Regions from separate parts of the Homo sapiens genome. Here region 1 is linked to region 2. A link is an interaction called in ENCODE POLR2A ChIA-PET data of the cell type or tissue named here. Cell type or tissue: Panc1. All regions are shown on one strand. Each heading gives the region's core, and the rest is flanking DNA. Links, peaks and the distances in the headings are about the cores only.

Region 1 (2,916 bases), core at 39-2,538, 180 kb before region 2:
TATGGTTTTGTCATAAAATAAAAGAATCTTAGTGACGAGAGGGATCTTAGGAGGAGTATAAATTAATTCATCTCAATAGCTCAAAGGATGAGATAGCCTATTTTGTGAAATACATTTTTTGAATGGCTTACAGACTATGATGTTAGTACTAAAAAATGCTGAATTATTTGATATGAGGAAAATGTATCTGAAATTATGTAAAATGTAAAGACAAAATGATACTAAAAATGTATAAATAGTATACATGGGCCGGGCGCGGTGGCTTATGCCTGTAATCCCAGCACTTTGGGAGGCCGAGGCAGATGGATCACGAGGTCAGGAGTTCGAGACCAGCCTGGACAACATAGTGAAACCCTGTCTCTACTAAAAATACAAAAATTAGCCAGGAGCGGTGGCAGGCGCCTGTAGTCCCAGCTACTTTGGAGGCTGAGACAGGAGAATCGCTTGAACCTGGGAGGCGGAGATTGCAGTGAGCTGAGACTGCGCCACTGCCCTCCAGCCTAGGTGACAGAGCAAGCTCTGTAAAAAAAAAAAAAAAAAAAAAAAAAAAAAAACAGTAAAAAAAGTGCATATGTATATGCTGTATATATCCAGTAACAGTCAGACAGTAATTTACATACACATATTTAGCAAAGTGCAAAAGAATGATGTTTAATGTAGTGTTCATTGTTATCTTTTCTCTTGCAAAATTACTGAGATTCATTAAAAGGCTTCCCTCAGCAAGGCAGTCTCAATATTTAACCAACCCTTCCAGCGCATAGCTGATCTCTTCCAGCTTGTGTTTACACAGTTCATTGTAAAGCAACAAGTAAAACCTCAGGAATTTCTATGGCACGTTAGAGCAAGCAAAAAAATTGAGGTGATTTTTTTAAATTAAAAAAAAGCTGTTGAATCCAACCAAGTACTCTTCCAAAAATATTTTATCTGGGAGTATTTTAAAACATACACAAGAGGACCTCCTCTTTCGGCTTTGGAGCCCCCTCCCTCTGTCTCTGTACGGGGGAGCGTCTTCCTTCAGCCTTCTCTTTTCTTTCTTGCCTATTAGACTCTCTGCTCCTTAAAACCAAAACCAAAAACAAACAAAAAAACACACAAAAGTAGAGAGATGGTGTGATAAATACCTGTGCTTTCATCGCCCAGCTCCAGCAATTATCGACGTGGCCAATCTTGTTTCACCTACACCTCACCCACTTCCTCCCCACCACTGGTTCATTTTGAAGCAAATCTCAGACTTCATTTAATCTGTAAAAGCTTCAAAACTAATTGTTAGATTTAAAGGTTTAATAAGGTCCGGCTGGGCTTAATTTTTTGGCCAGAAGACTTTACAGGTGATATGTAGCTCCAATTGCAACTCATCAGGAGACAGAAAATATCTGGTTGTTTTTCTTTTTATGACATCAAAACCAGTTAGTGGTTTCAGATGTTGTTAGCCTGATCCATCTGTTACGAAGTTCCCATCAGTGTTTGATCAGATGATTTTAGCATCTAGCTATTGATGGTCATTGCCTAGATACGTTATTTCATTAGGAATTGAAAATGGTGATATTTCAATTCTATCATTTCTCCTGCATTTATTAGTAAGAATTCTTTTTCTCCTTTCTCTTTCTTTTTCTTTCTTTTTTCTTTCTTTCTTTCCTTCTTTCTTTCTTTTTCTCTTTCTTTCTCTTTCCTTTCTCTTTCTTCCTTTCTTCCTTTCTTTCCTTTCTCTCTCTCTCTCTCTTTCTTTGACAGGGTCTCACTCTGTCACCCAGGCTGGAGTGCAGTGGTGCGATCTTGGCTCACTGCAACCTGTGCCTCCCAGGCTCAAGCGATCCTCCCACCTCAGCCTCTCGAGTAGCTGGGACTACAGGTGCATGCCACCATGCCCGGCTAATTTTTGTATTTTTGTTAGAGATGGGGTTTTGTCATGTTACCCACGCTGGTCCTGAACTCCAGAGCTCAAGCCATCTGCCTTCCTCAGCCTCCCAGGGTGCTGGGATTACAGGCCTGAGCCATTGCGCCTGACCTAAGAATTATTTTATTAGGAAATAGTGCTTGATAAATAATGCTTCTTTTTGTATATTTGCCACAGTGTATCTTTAGATAGATTCCTAGAAGCTGCATTTTTTGTGTCAAAGGTTAAATGCCATGTAATTTTGCTAGATATGAGTCCAAGCACTTCTTGAGAATTCATTTAAATTCTGTCTCTGCTCTACCATAGGGGAAGGTCCGGGCTGTTCTGATGGGAAAGAGGTATTGGAGGTGAGGCCCAAGAGGCTGTAGTGGGAAACCTCGCACCTGAAATGACAGGAGAATCCAAATTCAGGGAGCGTGTGGGATCAGGAGCCACATGAAAAACCAAAGGCCAGGAGCCAGGAAGGAAATCTGGGGAATTTCAAATAGGGCCAAGAGCAGATATGGAAGCTTCCATCCAGGAACATAAATGTGGGAAAAATGAATACAAAAACAGGCTTGGAACAAATTGGGGAGGGTCCAAGGTCATTACCCCAAACAGCAGCTGCTCTTTTACAACTATTTTTCTTGGCTGGCTGGAACATAAGACAAAGGCACAGGGCTGTTTGCACATGTTTCTGTCACGCCGAGGGCAGCTAACTGAAGGAGGATGTGGTAGCTGAAACCTAGTCTGTACTTTAGCCACTGCCCCTCCACCCCCAAAAGGATAGGAGTGAAGGGATGAAGACCACCTTTTTCTAATTTGCACAAAGATGCATTTGGCCTAACAAAATGGGCAAGAATTATCCCAAATCTCCTTCCACTTTTGCAGTTATATTCATATCTTTCTTCATAATTTAGCTATACCATGGCACTTTTAAACTCGATCTGTAGTAGGAAGGTGAGGCTAAATGTTATGGTCCTTTGCATTTTGATCCGTAAGCAAACAGTTGTTGTTTATTTTAGAAAAATGGTTTCCAGGTG
Region 2 (2,916 bases), core at 231-2,730:
GGAGGAGCAACACTCAGGTACCTGGAGAGGGAACACCCTTGACCCCAAGTGGTGTCGGGGAGGGATTGATGTTAATGATCTTTTGCCTTTCAGAAATGTACCTCAAGCCATCCTCACCTAGGAAAATGCCCTGGTGCAGGTCTCCTAAACCCTGACAAGCCCTTGACATTTAACTGACTATTGTACCTCCCATCCCCTGCCAGATAGCTCTAACCATGGTTTGATTGTCATGCCTCTTCATCTGACCAAAAAGGCCACTGCAGGGGATGGCCCAACTCCTGCACCTCCCACACAAAACACCTGTCAACACCTGTGGTCATCTTCCCCACCCTATTTCTGTAGATGTTGCTTGGTCATCCCTTGGGTAGATGAACACTGCCTGGTTGGTGATGTGGACAAACTGGATAAACTGGACTTGAAGCAAAACAAGGACTAGACTCAATTATTCACACTAAGCTGGGAACTCTAGGGTTTTCAGCCTGCCAGGAAGCCATGTTGGAGGCACTCAACCTATGCCCTTCAACTGATATGGGTCTTACTTGGGGGATCCCAACAGTTGTTACTTTTTTTCCCAGGGGCACCATGTGGTCCCCTGACACTGCACTTCTGGTGTGGAAGCTATGCATTAATTTGTCTTCCTTCCAAAATACATGGATTTGTATTTTAGGGGTGGGCCTAAGAGACCTTAAGAGTATTTAAGAAAACACCACGAGGGAATTAAGTAGCCCTAAGGTAACTGCAGAGATCTCTCCAAAATGAAGCTATTCTTGGTGTCTTGGGGGAAACTTCCAGGGGGATAACTGACCCATTTTATTTATTTATTTATTTATTTATTCATTTATTTATTTATTTTTCGAGACAGAGTCTCACTCTGCTGCCCAGGCTGGAGTGCGGTGGTGCTATCTCAGCTCACTGCAACCTCTGCCTCCCAGGTTCAAGGGATTCTCCTGCCTCAACCTCCTGAGTAGCTGAGATTACAGGCATGCGCCGCCACGCCCAGCTAATTTTTGTATTTTTAGCAGAGACAGGATTTCACCATGTTGGCTAGGCTGGTCTTGAACTTCTGACCTCAGGTGATCTGCCTGCCTTGGCCTCCCAAAGTGCTGGGATTACAGATGTGAGCCACCATGCCCAGCCAAGCGACCCATTTTAATGCACACATTACAGTCTGTTTTCTCTACCATGGGAGTCATCTAGTTAGAAAAAGTGGTACAAATTTGTCCCCGACTTTAATTATCACCACTTTGGACCTGTCAGGTCAACCTGGACGCATCAGCCAGGTGTCAGAATTGCTCTCGGTTTCTTTCTTGTGGGCCAAGGCAGAGACTGTGCCTCACTAATACGTCCTGCTGCACCTGGGCTAATGCCTCAAGCCACGTGGAGAGGTCAGTACAGAACCTTAGTGATAATGATGGTTTATGAGATTTGTTTAGCTGGGTTGGTCCAGGATCTTGGGGCAAATGGTTGAGGTCAATACTGTAAGTTGGCCTCATCCCGATGCTTGGGTCCTGTGGATACTGGCTTTAAATGCTGTGTCGGATAAAATGAATAGATTTGGTCCCAGCCTCTATTGGTCAGAGCAATCAGAGTGGCTGACAAAGTGACTCACTTATGACGAAATTCACCAGAAGCCAAGAGTGTAGAAATAAGAAGTGGATATTGTTTGGAGACAATTCTCCATCAGTCACTCCATTTCTGCACATTTTGTAAGCAGAGGCACTGAAAGCGTTTGTTCTAGACTACATTGTCAGTGATGTTAATATAGTAAACATTCCTGGACTATAGAGGGAATGTCTCTTTCCAAAGCAGAGGGCAGATTTGTTTACTGCCTAGTGCAATAAAGACCATGTCACCCTCTGGGGAAAGATCAGACAGGCTTACTGTCAAAAAATATTTTTTTTCTTTGAGATGGAGTCTCACTCTGTTGCCTAGGCTGGAGTGCAGTGGCATGATCTCAGCTCACTTCAACCTCCATTTCCCAGGTTCAAGTGATTCTCCTATCTCAACCTCCCAAGTAGCTGGGATTACACGTGTGTGCCACCACGTCCGGCTGATTTTTTTTTTTTTTTTTTTTTGTATTTTTAGTAGAGATAGGGTTTTACCATGTTGGCCAGACTGGTCTCGAATTCTTGACCTCAAGTGATCCACCCACCTCAGCCTCCAAAAGTGCTGGGATTACAGGCATGAGCCACCGCGCTGGCCTGCTGTCAATTTTAAAAGGTTTGGGTTCCCAGTGCTCAGAGTTCCTCATTGTGATGCAGACCTACTGCATGTGCAGCTTCCACCTGAGCTGCTCTCTGTTATCTGGGGAGCCAGGGGAACTGACATGAACAGGAAGCTCATGCTACCTGCTGTGCTATGAGGAATAAAGTTCTTCATTTCTGACTTCAACACCTTGTAATTTCTGTCAGCATCCAAGAAACTATGGCAGGCTAGCTTCTTTGCTAGCAGGTTGGGCAAAGTCTCAGACCCTTCACAGTTCTTGATATAAAGTCAAGTAGGTAGTTGAATTTCCAAAATGGAGTTCACAGGAATGGCCTGGGAATCATATGTCCTGGAACATCCCTAATTTGCAGACAAAGAGCCTGAACCTTAGGCATAAACAGCCTATCCAACGTTATGGCAAGGTTACAGCTGAGCTGAAGCTGGAACCAGGTCTATATTTTTATTGGTTAAGATTGAATGTGAAGTCAGACATTCTGGATTCAAATCTTGGTTCTTCTTTTTGCTACTTCTTGTTCTGTGTCCCTGTTTCACAATTTATGAAATCGAAATAATAGTACCTGCTTTAGGCCGGGCATGGTGGCTTACACCTGTAATCCCAGCAATTTGGGGGACTGAGGCAGGTGGATCACTTGAGGTCAGGTGTTCGAGACCAGCCTGACCAACATAGTGAAACCCGGTCTCTATTAAAAA

The links. Peaks named below come from ENCODE experiments on the same cell type or tissue, not always from the same donor. Only the 100,000 strongest peaks of a DNase experiment are listed, where the experiment ranks them.
Region 1: POLR2A ChIA-PET joins it to region 2 with 7 read pairs; 2 of 35 experiments call an interaction of 5 or more read pairs at or near these places.

What each region holds. Positions count from the first base shown.
Region 1 is chr1:236,515,301-236,518,216 of GRCh38, reverse strand. It overlaps a transcript of LGALS8 not described here. Among named protein-coding and RNA genes, the nearest start is that of LGALS8, 7.2 kb to the left of the region's middle. RefSeq lists a silencer at 1,738-1,916. In Panc1, for the core only: no CTCF peak of the experiment used is centred there; no DNase peak of the experiment used is centred there; H3K4me3 peaks cover 1,090 bases; H3K27ac peaks cover 2,500 bases.
Region 2 is chr1:236,333,750-236,336,665 of GRCh38, reverse strand. No RefSeq gene overlaps it. Among named protein-coding and RNA genes, the nearest start is that of ERO1B, 53 kb to the right of the region's middle. In Panc1, for the core only: no CTCF peak of the experiment used is centred there; no DNase peak of the experiment used is centred there.